Linked DNA regions of Homo sapiens: region 1 is linked to region 2. A link is an interaction called in ENCODE POLR2A ChIA-PET data of the cell type or tissue named here. Cell type or tissue: A673. All regions are shown on one strand. Links, peaks and the distances in the headings refer to the core of each region. The heading gives the core; the rest is flanking DNA. Region 1 has its middle 150 kb from the start of TMEM30B. Region 2 overlaps SLC38A6 (solute carrier family 38 member 6).

Region 1 (6,567 bases), core at 2,144-4,643, 140 kb before region 2:
TTACCATTGTTCCTGGCCTGGACTGCAGTCTGGCCTCCCACATTATTCCAGATACCACACCTGACCCTCATGACTGCATCTCTCTGATCCACCTGACGTTCACCCCATTTCCCCATATTTCCTTCTTTCCTGTTCCTCACCCTGATCACACTTAGTTTATTGATGGCAGTTCCACCAGGCCTAATCGCCACACACCAGCAAAGGCAGGCTATGCTATAGTACAAGCCACTAGCCCGCCTCTTAAAACCTCTCATTTCCTTTCCATCATGGAAATCTGTCCTCAAGGAAATAACTTCTCAGTGTTCCATCTGCTATTCTACTACTTCTCAAGGATTATTCAGGCCCCCTCCCTTCCCTACACATCAAGCTTGAGGATTTGCCCCCACCCAGGACTGGCAAATTAGCTTTACTCAACATGCCCCGAGTCAGATAACTAAAATACCTCTTAGTCTAGGTAGACACTTTCACTGGATAGGTAGAGGCTTTTCCTACAGGGTCTGAGAAGGCCACCGCAGTCATTTCTTCCCTTCTGTCAGACATAATTCCTCCGTTTAGCCTTCCCACCTCTATACAGTCTGATAACAGACCAGCCTTTATTAGTCAAATCAGCGAAGCAGTTTTTCAGGCTCTTAGTATTCAGTGAGACCTTTATATCCCTTACAGTTCTCAGTCTTCAGGAAAGGTAGAACAGACTAATGGTCTTTTAAAAACACACCTCACCAAGCTCAGCCACCAACTTAAAAAAGACTGGACAATACTTTTACCACTTTCCCTTCTCAGAATTCAGGCCTGTCCTCAGAATGCTACAAGGTACAGCCCACTTGAGCTCCTGTATAGATGCTCCTTTTTATTAGGCCCCAGTCTCATTCCAGACACCAGACCAACTTGGACTGTGCCCCGAAAAACTTGTCATCCCTACTATCTTCTGTCTAGTCATACTCCTATTCACCGTTCTCAACTACTCATACATGCCCTGCTCTTGTTTACACTGCCAATTTACACTGTTTCTCCAAGTCATCACAGCTGATATCTCCTGGTGCTATCCCCAAACCACCATTCTTAACTCTTAAAGTAAATAAATAATCTTTGCTGGCAAGGCTATGCTGAACCTCCTTAGGCACTCTCTAATTAGATGTCCTAGGTCCTCCCAATTCTTAGTCCTTCAATACCTGTTTTTCTCCTTCTTTTATTCCGTTTAGTTTTTTAATTCATACAAAACTGTATCCAGGCCATCACCAATAATTCTAAATGACAAATGTTTTTTCTAAAAACCCCACAGTATCACCCCTTACCACAAAATCTTCCTTCAGCTTAATCTCTCCCACTCTACGTTCCCCCGCCGCCCGTAATCCCCCTCGAATCAGCCCTGAGAAACATCGCCCATTATCTCTCCATACAACCCCCCAAAAATTTTCACCGTCCCAACACTTTACCACTATTTCCTTTTATTTTTCTTGTCAATATAAGAAGACAGGAATGTCAGGCCTCTGAGCCCAAGCTAAGCCATCATATCCCCTGTTACCTGCACGTACACATCCAAATGGCCGGTTCCTGCCTTAACTGATGACATTCCACCACAAAAGAAGTAAAAATGGCCTGTTCCTGCCTTAACTGATGACATTATCTTGTGAAATTCCTTCTCCTGGCTCATCCTGGCTCAAAAGCTCCCCTACTGAGCACCTTGTGACCCCCACTCCTGCCTGCCAGAGAACAACCCCCCTTTTTCCTTTACCTACCCAAATCCTATAAAACGGCCCCACCCCTATCTCCCTTAGCTGACTCTCTTTTCAGACTCAGCCCGCCTGCACCCAGGTGAAATAAACAGCCTTGTTGCTCACACAAAGCCTGTTTAGTGGTCTCTTCACGCGAGTGAAAATAAGAATATGTATTCATCTGTTTTCACACTGCTGTGAACAACTTCCCTGAGATTGGGTAATTTATAAAGAAGAGAGGTTTAATTGACTCACAGTTCTGCATGGTGGGGGAAGCCTCAGGAAACTTACAGTCATGGTGGAAGGGGAAGCATTCACCTTCACGAGGAGGCAGGAGAGAGAATAAAAGAGGAACTCACAAACACTTATAAAACCAGCAGACCCTGAGAGAACTCAATCACTATCACAAGAACAGCATGGGAGAAACTGCCCTCGTGATCTAGTTACCTCTCTCCCTTGACACGTGGGGATTACAATTCGAGATGAGATTGGGGTTGGGACACAGAGCCCAGCCATATCAGAATACATACCTCATATGGCTATCATGTAGACTAATAAGGAAACCTATGCATGATAGGCAGAATAGAGGCCCCTCAAAGATGTCTACGTCTTTGGGATTCTGCTGTCAAGGCCTCATCCCAGCCACATAAATCCAGGTGAGGCTAGGAGGTGTGTTCTGAGCCTCTCAGGAGCAGAGAAAACCATTTGCAGCTGGTGGCTGCCTTAGACTCATCCGAGGAATTGAAGGGTTTGATGTGTTCCTGCCTTGTCCCAGCCCATATTCTGGAAAATGCTTTATCTAAACAGCCTGGCTTTAACTGTTGTTTGGAATTTTGACTAATTTTCTTAGTGCTCCTTAAATATCTGAATTCCCAATAACCCTCATAGAAGAAGGCTGTACAACTTACTAAGCACACGAGAATTTAAATCATGTGTCCAATTCTTGGCTCTCCCTGTTACTAGTATGTGATCTTGGATAATTATCTAATCTTCCTAAAGCTCAGTTTCCTCATCTGCAAAAATCAGGCAATAGTGTGCTCCTGACAGGCTGTCGAGAGGGTTCAATGAGATGATATAAATAAAGTACTTAGCACAGTGCCTGGCAGAGAGTAAGTGCCCCAAAATGCTAGCATATATTATTAATCACCCACAGTATGCCATCACCCTGAGAGCAGGGGCTGCTGAAACAGTGCCTCTCCCACACCCAACAACATCCCGAACAACAGGGCCCCAACACATCCCATAGTCTCCAGCACAGTCTTGTGCACAGGCAGGCTACAGAAGCCCATGAAGGCCGCCAGAGAACAGAAAGATGAAGCCACATGCAGCAGCCTGGTAACCTTGGAGAAGCAGCCCCGGCATCCCAGAGACCTGACAAGTCCTTCTGCTGCTGGCTGCCACATTTGGAGCTGAGACAATCAGCCTGGCTTACATCAGTTCTCTTGAGTGGATTGTGGAGGGGCTGCTATGGGTGAGGGCGGGTGGGCTTGGTGCCGGACTGACTGCTCACTTTTTCTTCCTTCCCCATGCATGACAGAGGAAAAGGGACTGGACTTCACAGAGTGATTGGTGTTGCATTTTGTCTGTGATTTTCCATAGATGGCAGCCTCTCCTGATAAATTCCCAGGCACTTCTTGGGGGTGTAAGTGAGTGAAGGCTCTTTGCCAAGGACCTCTGACTCCCAAAGCTGGCGAGGCTGGGAGGCATTTCTCAGTCTCCCTCCCACTCTGTCTTGGCTGTGCCTCTTCCCTGCTACCCCCCTGACCCTGAGGACACCACTGCACTGATGTAGCGCCAGAGCAATGCGAAGGCACCTGAGAATAACAGAGATGGACAGCCATCTTCTTTCATTTTTGACCTCTTGGAGCTAAGACATGACTTTGAAAAAGCTCAAGGCCCTTCATTGTACAACACAAAGCAGGCTCAGGGCACCAGCTGCTTCATGATTGTTCTCTTGCTATGGAAGGCAACCCCAGCCCCCTGGAGTCTTATGCCAAGAAATCAAGATGTATGGATTATTTGGATGGAAGGAAGGAAGGAGGGAGGGAGGGTAGGAAGGAAGGAGGGAGGGAGGGAGGGAAGGAAGGAAGGAAGGAAGGAAGGAAGGAAGGAAGGAAGGAAGGAAAGAAGGAAGGAATTTAGGTCAGGAGAGGAAAGTTTGACCTTGTAGTTTGGAGGCAGGTCTATTCTAGATAGGCAATATATCTGAGCAACCAGCAAAGCCATCGAGAGAGCCCTGTGGCTGATGCTGTGGCCGGCACCACATAAAGAGCTAAAAGTGCCAGTGAAATGGATGTGGCTGCTGACCAATAACCATCATCCCCTGACAGCAGGTGCAGGGGGCAGAGGGACAAGTGGAACCTCTTTGTCTTGTCATTGCAGACCAGAGTGCCCACAGCGATGTGAAACCTATTTGTCCTGGAGGAGGAGGGAGGAGGGAAAGGGAAAAAAAACAACTGGCTCACTCTGGCTCCATAAATCACTGGAAGGGAGAGCCCTTGCCTGGTGAAGTTGGAGATTCTACCTGGAAGCTCCCTGATGGTGCACTGAGCCGGGGTGTCGTAAATCACCAGGGCTCCGCCAATGGCAGCCCTGCCCACTGGCCCATTGAAAAGGGGCTGGTTGTTTTGCTGGCAGCTGATGCAGTGCACTGTCCCAGAAAGCCGGGGACAGGTGTCTGCCAGGCCATGGACCCAGGCCTACTTTGTGTGCTTCCCTTGGGTGTGATGGGGGGAGAGAGGCGGTGGATTGCTGTCCCTGGGAACTTGGCCCGGTGGCCTGGCATAGCCGGAATGTCCTTGGCCAGCTCTTTGTGAACAGCCAGAGGCAGTCAGGAGATGCATCTCATGATCAGATGGCCTGGGCTTGTGGAGTCTTTTTCCCAGGTTTCAGAATCATCTGAGGTCACTTGAGTGTCCTTGCTGTCCTTGTTAGATCCCTCAGGTAGCTCTCTGAGTCCTAATTGTTCAGCTTGTGCTGATTTTGTTTAGCCTGGATGGGCATGCCCCAGGGGTAGATGTGTCCACATGGACCTTTAATAGTTTACCTCATTGTCCCAACCATCAAGGAGAGGGGCCATCCCCCCAAAAAGGGACAATAGCTGCCCCCTTTTACCTCCCCAGGTGGGCTACATGTATCCCCACCACCACCCTTCATCACCCTCAGAATCACATCCCTGCTCACACACCTGCAATGCCTCTTCCATCTGGCAAACGCTTGACAATGCTACTAGGCCCTCTTTGAATGTCCTGACTTCTGGACCTCCCATGACATCTCTCATCACCACCTACCAGAGAACCAACAAGAGCACTTCTTTCCTTCATTTGTTTAGTAAACAATTATTAAGCCTCTACTATGTCCCAGATGCTGTCAACACAGGAGAACACAACATGGATGCAACCTCTGCCCTCATGGAGCCAGTGGATTAGAGACACAATACACATAATAAATAAGATGGTTCCTTCAATTCATGTTTTCAAGGAAATAAACAAGAAGCTGAGAGCAAATAATGCAGTTTAAAGTACAGAAGCTGCTATAAAGGGGGTGACAGAAGAAGCCTCTGAGGAAAGGACATTTCAGCGGACACTGAAGATGGAAAGGAACAGGCTGTGCGTGGTACAGTGGGAGGAGCGGTCCAGACAGAGCGGGAAGTTTGTGCAGACAGAAGATCAGGGAACAAGGGGGACAGGGACCCCTGTGTGAGGGGAGGGGAGCACATGGTCTTGGGAAGGAGGTGGGTAGAAGTCTCTGCCCGGGTGCACTCATCCTTTGGCATTTGCCTCTCCCTTGGCAGGTCTTTCATATTCACCTCATTGGTTTACTGCCCTGGCCTCCACACTGAGTATGAGCCCTTCCAGGGCAGGGCTGCGTCGCATCCTGTGTGCATCCTTGCCCATTCGATGAGTCACAAGTAGACAAGCTGCCTATTGGGCCCTGAATACCTGAGTAGGTTTCATACCTGCCTGGCCTATCCCCTCTCCCTCCCTTCCAAAGGTAAACCAGAAGTCCCTGCTGGCCCCTCCTGTAGGAGAAGGGGATGCAGAGCCAAGTGGCTGGAGGAACTGGCCTGACTTTCATCCTGAGATAACCCTGGTACCTGAGACACAAAGTCCACAGGCTTGGAACTGCTGCAGACTCTGGGTGCTTTTCCAGCTGCTGGTGATACCAGGGGTTCTCAGCAAGGCTGAGCACCTTTTATGGACTCCCCCTGTCTTGCATGCCTGCCTGGAACTTGTGATCAGTTTCTGTCCATTGTTTAGAAAGTGTTACCATATATAATAGCTGCTAAGAACAAAAAATGACATGTGCTCATCAACATAGGATTAGATGTGTGGCAACCAGCATTGATCAGATACACACTTTCCATTTCAGTTCACCACGTGTTTCGGTGTCAGGCACAGGGTTGCCAAGAACAATGTGGCCCCTACCTTAGAGAGACTATGGTCTGGTGGAAAAAAAAAAAAACAAAAAACCAAACAGATTTGTGAACAATTAAATCGTAGAAAATATTTTATTTTATTTGCTATGATGTAGACTTCAGTTCAGCTTACAGATAATCAATTTTACCTGGGGAGGAAAGGAAGAGTAGGGGATATTGGAAAGGTTTCCATGCAGGAGAAAGTGAGTTCACATCAACCAAGCAGGCAGGAGAGAAAAGGCCCTTCAGGGAGAGGGAGCAGTGTGAGCAAAGAAACAGGAAATGGTATGTTTGTTGCATTAACTGTAAGAATATTTGACAAGGTTTGAGAGTCAGAGGCCAGGGGCAGCAGTCAGGCTACGGAGGGATTTGTGTGCTGGGCTCAGGAGCTTGGGCTTGATCCCACTGGCATAGGGAGCACCGCTGAAGAGCTTTAGG
Region 2 (6,567 bases), core at 2,348-4,847:
TCACGCCACTACATTCCAGCCTGGGCCACACAGCAAGACACTATCTCGAAAAAAAATTTTTTTTGAAGTGAAGGGAACAGTATGGCATGGACTGAACATGCAGGATGAGGGGAAAAAGGGGAGATACAGAATAACTTAAAGATCTTTGGCCTAAGCAATTAGAAGAAAGACATTACCATTTACTTAGATGGGAACAGTAGAAAGTGTAGATTGGTAGTATAAAGATGGGGAGTTTTACAAATCTGAGCTGTTAGACATCCAAGTGGAGATGTCACGGAGGCAGCTGGAGATGAGACTGAAATTCAGGGGAGAGTTCCAGGCCAGGGATATAAATTTCAGAATCACCATGAGCCCGATAATGAGTGTAAAAGAAAAGAGATCACTCACACCTGTAATCCCAGCACTTTGGGAGGACAAGGTGGGTGGATCACTTGAAGCCAGAAGTTTGAGACCAGCCTGGCCAACATGGCAAAACCCTGTTTCTACTAAAAATACAAAACTTATCTGGGTGTGGTGGCACACATCTATAATCCCACCTACTCAGACGGCTGAGGCAGGAGAATCGCTTGAACCCTGCAGGACGGAGGTTACAGTGAGCCAAAATCACACCATTGCATTCCAGCCTGGGTGACAGAGTGAGACTCTGTCTCAAAAAAAAAAGAAAAGAAGGGAAAAGAAAAGAGATCAGAGGAATAGTCCCAGGGGTACACCAATGTTTAGAGGATGGGGAGATTAAGAGAATTCAACAGAAGAGAAAAGGAGTGTTTGATGAAACAGGAAGAACTAGGAAAGCGTGACTTGTCTTTCAGAGAGCAAGGAGTTATCAGCTCTGTCACATGCTGCTGACTGAGAACTGATCATTGGATTTAGCAATGTGGAAGTCACTGCTACAACAGTTTCAGTGGAAAAGCCTGATAGGAGTGGGAGGAGAGGAACTGGAGACATCTGGTTTAGATAATTCTTTTTCTTTTTGGAGACAGGGTTTCACTCCCGTCCCCCAGGCTGAAGTGCAACAGCATGATCTCAGCTCACTGCAACCTCTGCCTCCCTGGCTCAAGTGATTCTCCTGCCTCAGCTGCCCCAGTAGCTAGGACTACAGGCTCATGTCACCTCACACAAATTTTTGTATTTTTTTTTGTAGAGATGGGGTTTCACCATGTTGCCCAGGCTGGTCTCAAACTCCTGACTTCAAGTGATCCTCCTGGGTCTGCCTCCCGAAGTGCTAGGATTACGGGCATGAGACACCACACCTGGCCTGGTTTAGACAATTATTTTAAGGAGTGCTGTCATGAAGACATGAGGCATATTCAAAAGATGCAAAGTAAAAGAGATTTTTATGATGACAGAAATTAGACTATTTGTAAAATGATAGGAAGGAAATGGTAGAAAAGGGCCAAGAAATAAGAAAGAAGGGAGAAAGTGGCTGGAGTGATGTAGGCAAGAGCAGGTGGGATCATAGCACAAGTTGGGGGGTAGGCCTTAGAAATAAACACAAAGAATTCATCCCAAGGAACAGAGTATATAGGCACAGATAAATAAGTGGTGGCAAGAGCTTATAAAATTCTTTTATGATTGCTTCTATTTTTTCAGTGAAACAGAAAGCGAAGAATATCAGTTATGGGTGAAATCAAAGAAAAAAGTGTCGAAGGTTTGACAGGAGAAGATATAAAAAAGCAATCTCCTAGATAGCAGATGAATGAGCTAAATGAAGTGATGAACCAAAGAAGTGAACCAGAATTGTGTGATAGCATCATAGGTACACTAGACGTTGAATTATAGTGATATCAGTCTGCATGGTTGTGCTTTTCCTCAGGAAGATTCAAATGCATGGGTGCAAATGTGAAGCAGGCAGAGTTATATTTAACTATGGTTGGAATTTTACCAGGGAAATATGATGGTTCAAGGGATAGGCAAGGGATTAAATAACATACTACAAAACCTCAACTGGATAAAGAGGGAAGTAAGAATGAGTGTGGGGGGTCAGTGCAAAGGTGGTAGAATCAATGAATTGATAGAAGTCTTGGTAGGGGTGAAAACTGTCAGAGTTGAAGTACTTGAGAGGGTGAGTTAGAAACAAAGGAGATGGTGGTGGCAGATGGGCAGATACTAACAAATGCTATTTTGGTAATGACAAGATCAGTGGTATGACCATAGGAGAAAATAAGTGGCCAGTGTAGGTAGAGAATATGATCATTAGAGAAGAAGAGGTTCAGGAACTGAAAGCATTAGAAGGATTAGCTACATGCATATTGAAATCATCCAGAATTATAACAGGGGTAATACTGAAGAGAACTAAAAGGTGAGTAGAAGCTAAAATTTAGCTAAAACTTTCATGAAATGACAGGAAATGGTCTAGGAGTCTATAGATGACAATAGTAAGGAGAGCCGTAGATGGTATACATTCATGAGATTAAAAGCTGGGGGGTTCAAGGAGAGGAAGATGGTTGAGAAGCAGAAATGTGGGACAAACAGGACACCTATACCATCTTCAAATTAGTATGAGAGACATAAAGAGAAAAGACTGACCACTTGAGAGAACTACAGGGAAGCCTCAGAGGAGGTTCTCGTAGTGTAAGAAACAGACAGAAATGTTCAGAAGAGAATTAGAGACATGTGAGTTTTGCTGATGATTGACTGTGAGTTCCAGAGAGCACAGTGGAAGGGTTTCAGGAGTTAGAGAGCAGTGGAAGACGAGGTCAGAAACAGATGACAGCCATATGGGATGAGTCTGAGAAATGAAAGATAACCTAATATACTTGAAATGACTAACACAAATTGAGATAGATGGTATAATGTCATAATCCAAATGGTCTCAAGGCAAATAATGGTGACAATCCAGTGAGTAGTAGGGATCAACGACTAGGGAGTTGTGGTTCGGCCAGAGGTATGCAGAGTTCTAGGACTCTCACTCTCTCCAGTTGACAGTGACATGGAAGCCAGTGGAGGGGAGCTGTGGGTTTAGTATCAGAGCATGAGAAGTATTCCAAAAGAATGGCAACGAACCAACTATTTCTGAGATAGTAGTGTGTACAACACCCTGCAATCTTTAGGGATTTTTGCCCCAGTGGGCATTTTTGCCCCAGGGAGCACTCATTTGCCAAGGACTTGACATTTCATATACATTATTTTATTTCACTCTCAGAACAATTCCAAGAAGGAAGTGTTATCATTGCCATTTTACAGATGACAAACGAAGGCTAGAGAGAATAAGGTTCTTTACATTCCACCTCAGCTCCCATGAAAAGTCCTGATAGACCCCAAACGCTCCATAAAATCTAAAGTAGAATTTCATGTGAAGAAATCCTTTACTTTTATAAAGATGAAAATTTCTCTTTACCCTTTACCACCAGCAAATAAATGAAGAAGTTATTTCATAAAAACTCATGATAGCTCTTTCTCTTACCAATGAATTCAATCTGAGCATAATAATCCTTTATGACAGTCCAACAAACTGTTGGGAGAGAGTTAGTTACGTATTATACTCTAGTCTTTATATATGAATGTATGTATTGAAAAAAAAAAAAAAAAGGAAAAGCCTACCTCCACAGAGAATTTTACAAAGATTGAAGGAATTCAATCAACGGAAGACAGGTGAGTCAATGTGCAGGCAGAACCATGAAGTAGTTAGTTCATGGGCCCAAGTAGGCTACAGAAATCAAAGAAAAAGAAAAAAGAAGAGAAACAGATATATTCACTTCATACGCCCCAGAGTTACAGAAAAGAACAAACACAGTGTCAGAATCTTAAAGTTAAATACATGTGAACCGAAGGAGTAAAAAATTAAAATTACTTAGAAATCTCCACACACTGAATACTACTCCCACATAACCGAAATAAAACATTTTACTTAAATTAAAACTAAAATGAAGTTTTAAAATGAAGCTTGAAAGACATAATTGCCACATAGTTGACTAAAGTATTAATCTTTTAACAGAATGAATTGAAAGAATCTACCAAGATGTTAAAGTATCACAATTAAGTAAAATTTTTTTCACATTCAGCAAAATTTCAATACATGCAATTAAAATTCAAGTTTCAGCAGGATTTACAAATATATTTATCTAAAGCTATTATTCCTAAATTCAGGATGCTTTTATGAACAACCTGTTACTTTAGGATTAATATTTGTACTGCTTCCTAGTATTTTCATCTGTCTGCACATTCACCCAAGCCCCTTGAGAGCAAAGGCGTGCACTGGATGGCCAAAGCACTGTTAGAAGTTGTGGCTATAAACTATGAATCCTAAACTAGATTTGCATAAGAATCACTTGGAGGACTTGTTAAAAACATATCTGGCACTGGCTGGCCAAAGCACTGGTACAAGTTAGAGCTATAAACTATGGATCCTAAACTGGTTTTGCCTTGTTAAAAACATATTCTTGAGTCTCACCTCAGATTTTTGAAATTAGAATCCCTGAGGCTTAGAGCTCTCTGTGTATAAAAAGATCTATGAGTATTTCTGATGATGGACAGGTTTTAGGAAAACAAACTAGAGCAGTGGCTTCAGAATTATTCTGAAGAGTCTTAAAATTCTTAAGAAACATCACTGGGCTTCACTCACCTGTTTCAGCACAGAATAGTCTCACTGATATAGTTTGGTTTGTCAGACCCCTCCAAATCTCATGTTGAAATCAGATCCCCAGTGTTGGAGGTAGGGCCAAAGGGGAGGTGTTTGGGCCCTGGGGCCAGATCCCTCATGAATGGCTTGGTGCCTTCCTTGGGGTAATGAGTGAGTTTTCACTTTTATTAGTTTCATGAGAGCTGGTTGTTAAAAAGAACCTGGCATGCCCCTCCTCTCTCGCTTCCTCTCTTGCCATGTGATCTCTGCATATCCTAGCTCCCCTTCACCTTCCACAATGAATGAAAGCAGCCTGAGCCCCTTACTAGATGCAGATGGAGCAGAAAAGCCCCTCATAAGAAGGGCCATGCTTCTTGCAGAGCCTGTAGAACTATGAGCAAAATAAACCTCTTTTATTTATAAATTATGCAGCCTCAGGTATTCTTTTATAGAAACACTAAATGAATTAAGAAATCCATTTTTATCTATTTTGTGTATCTACTTTTCTTCTTAAAATCTGAACATCACAAGGCCAGATAAAGCAAAACGAACTCATCCATATAAGAATTAAACCCATGATTTTGGCATCAAAGCTGACCTAATCCAAAGACAAAAGAGACTAGACAGATAAAAAGACCAGGACTGATGAACATAGAATATTTGTTAATGACAAAAGGAAAATCTTAGAAAAGCACTTCTATAATTCATATACTTTTATTTACTGGATCCTAAAAGAACTTATTCAATACATGACTGAATTGCATAATAAAATTCCAAATGGGAAAAAGTATATACACAAATATATTGAATTAACTGCACATACTTATTTCTCTTAGGAAAAAACTACCCTATTCTAGACTTGCAATTAAAAATACAAAATGTGTCTAAATAAATTAAAGCTTTGTGACCTTACTTCCTACAATCCTAATTCTGCCATCCCTACCTCTGACTAGCAGGCAGATGGGGGCAGGGAAGGCAACAGTAGCTCTGAGAAGGTGTTCTCTCCTTGAGAAAATGATTTCTCCATAAGCATAAGGTTTGGATCCTTTGAACACCTTTTAGACCCTCCCATGATCTACTCTACTCCAGAAAATTAGGTTGTGTTGTGGAGGAAAGCAGGTAAAAATGCTAATTACCTCCTCCCATCCTGTGCTTGGATATTCCCCCACAGTATTGGGTCTGTATATCCTGGTTTTTCAAATTCTCCATTCCGATCACCCTATCTAATAAAAATGTATGCTCACTGGATATTAGATTTGAGACATCCAGTTCTATATGTAGATACAAACTCAAGAGACTCCTTTATTAAATGAAGCAGCATAACATTTTTACTCACCTGTCTGAATACACATACTAAGCAGAAGATGGACTGAGTAAGAAGCCAGGAGAGCAACTGTCAGCAGCAAGAAGCTAAAACATAAAAGAACACCTGGTCAAAACCTCCCAAAAGTTTGTCTTTTGTATGGTGTCTCATTACAAAAACAAATTGCTTAACAGTCAAATATTCACAGGAACTATCTCTGAGTAGCAGAATTATGTTCATTAAGGAAATTAAGAAGATACTTTTCTACTTTTTTGTATTTACCAATTTTATTTAAATGAAAATATACTGATTTTAAAATAAAAAAAAATAAAAACCAAACTTTTTTAAAAATACAAGCAAACTTCCTCATTTTGCAGTCTTGTCTGCTGACTGCTGAATCAGCCATTAAATAATCTTGTAATATTTCCTTTTTATGACTGGTTTTCTTCTTATTTTAAGTCTAAACAGAAGTTTTACTTATGCAATCTCATTGTCTTCTCTTTTTCCCTTCCTCCCTCTACTTCCAGTGATATTGACCTCCTTATCATACCTTCATCTTATTAAGGTGTACTTAAGATTTATTTAGGCTGTATTTTCTAGCATCTATTAAACGCACACACTCTCCAAACCAAACTAAATTAAAATAATGTAGTTAACACACCTCTAATGATGCAATTTGAAAAATGTGCAAACAATGTAATGATTG

The links. ChIA-PET counts read pairs that join two places held together with the same protein. Peaks named below come from ENCODE experiments on the same cell type or tissue, not always from the same donor. Only the 100,000 strongest peaks of a DNase experiment are listed, where the experiment ranks them.
Region 1: POLR2A ChIA-PET joins it to region 2 with 5 read pairs; 3 of 35 experiments call an interaction of 5 or more read pairs at or near these places.

What each region holds. Positions count from the first base shown.
Region 1 is chr14:61,128,553-61,135,119 of GRCh38, reverse strand. No RefSeq gene overlaps it. Among named protein-coding and RNA genes, the nearest start is that of TMEM30B, 150 kb to the left of the region's middle. In A673, for the core only: no CTCF peak of the experiment used is centred there; a DNase peak (open chromatin) is centred at 3,699; H3K27ac peaks cover 1,537 bases.
Region 2 is chr14:60,984,131-60,990,697 of GRCh38, reverse strand. SLC38A6 (solute carrier family 38 member 6) reads right to left here. Exons shown (of 16, transcript NM_153811.3): 3 at 5,895-5,968. Among named protein-coding and RNA genes, the nearest start is that of SLC38A6, 6.2 kb to the right of the region's middle. In A673, for the core only: no CTCF peak of the experiment used is centred there; no DNase peak of the experiment used is centred there.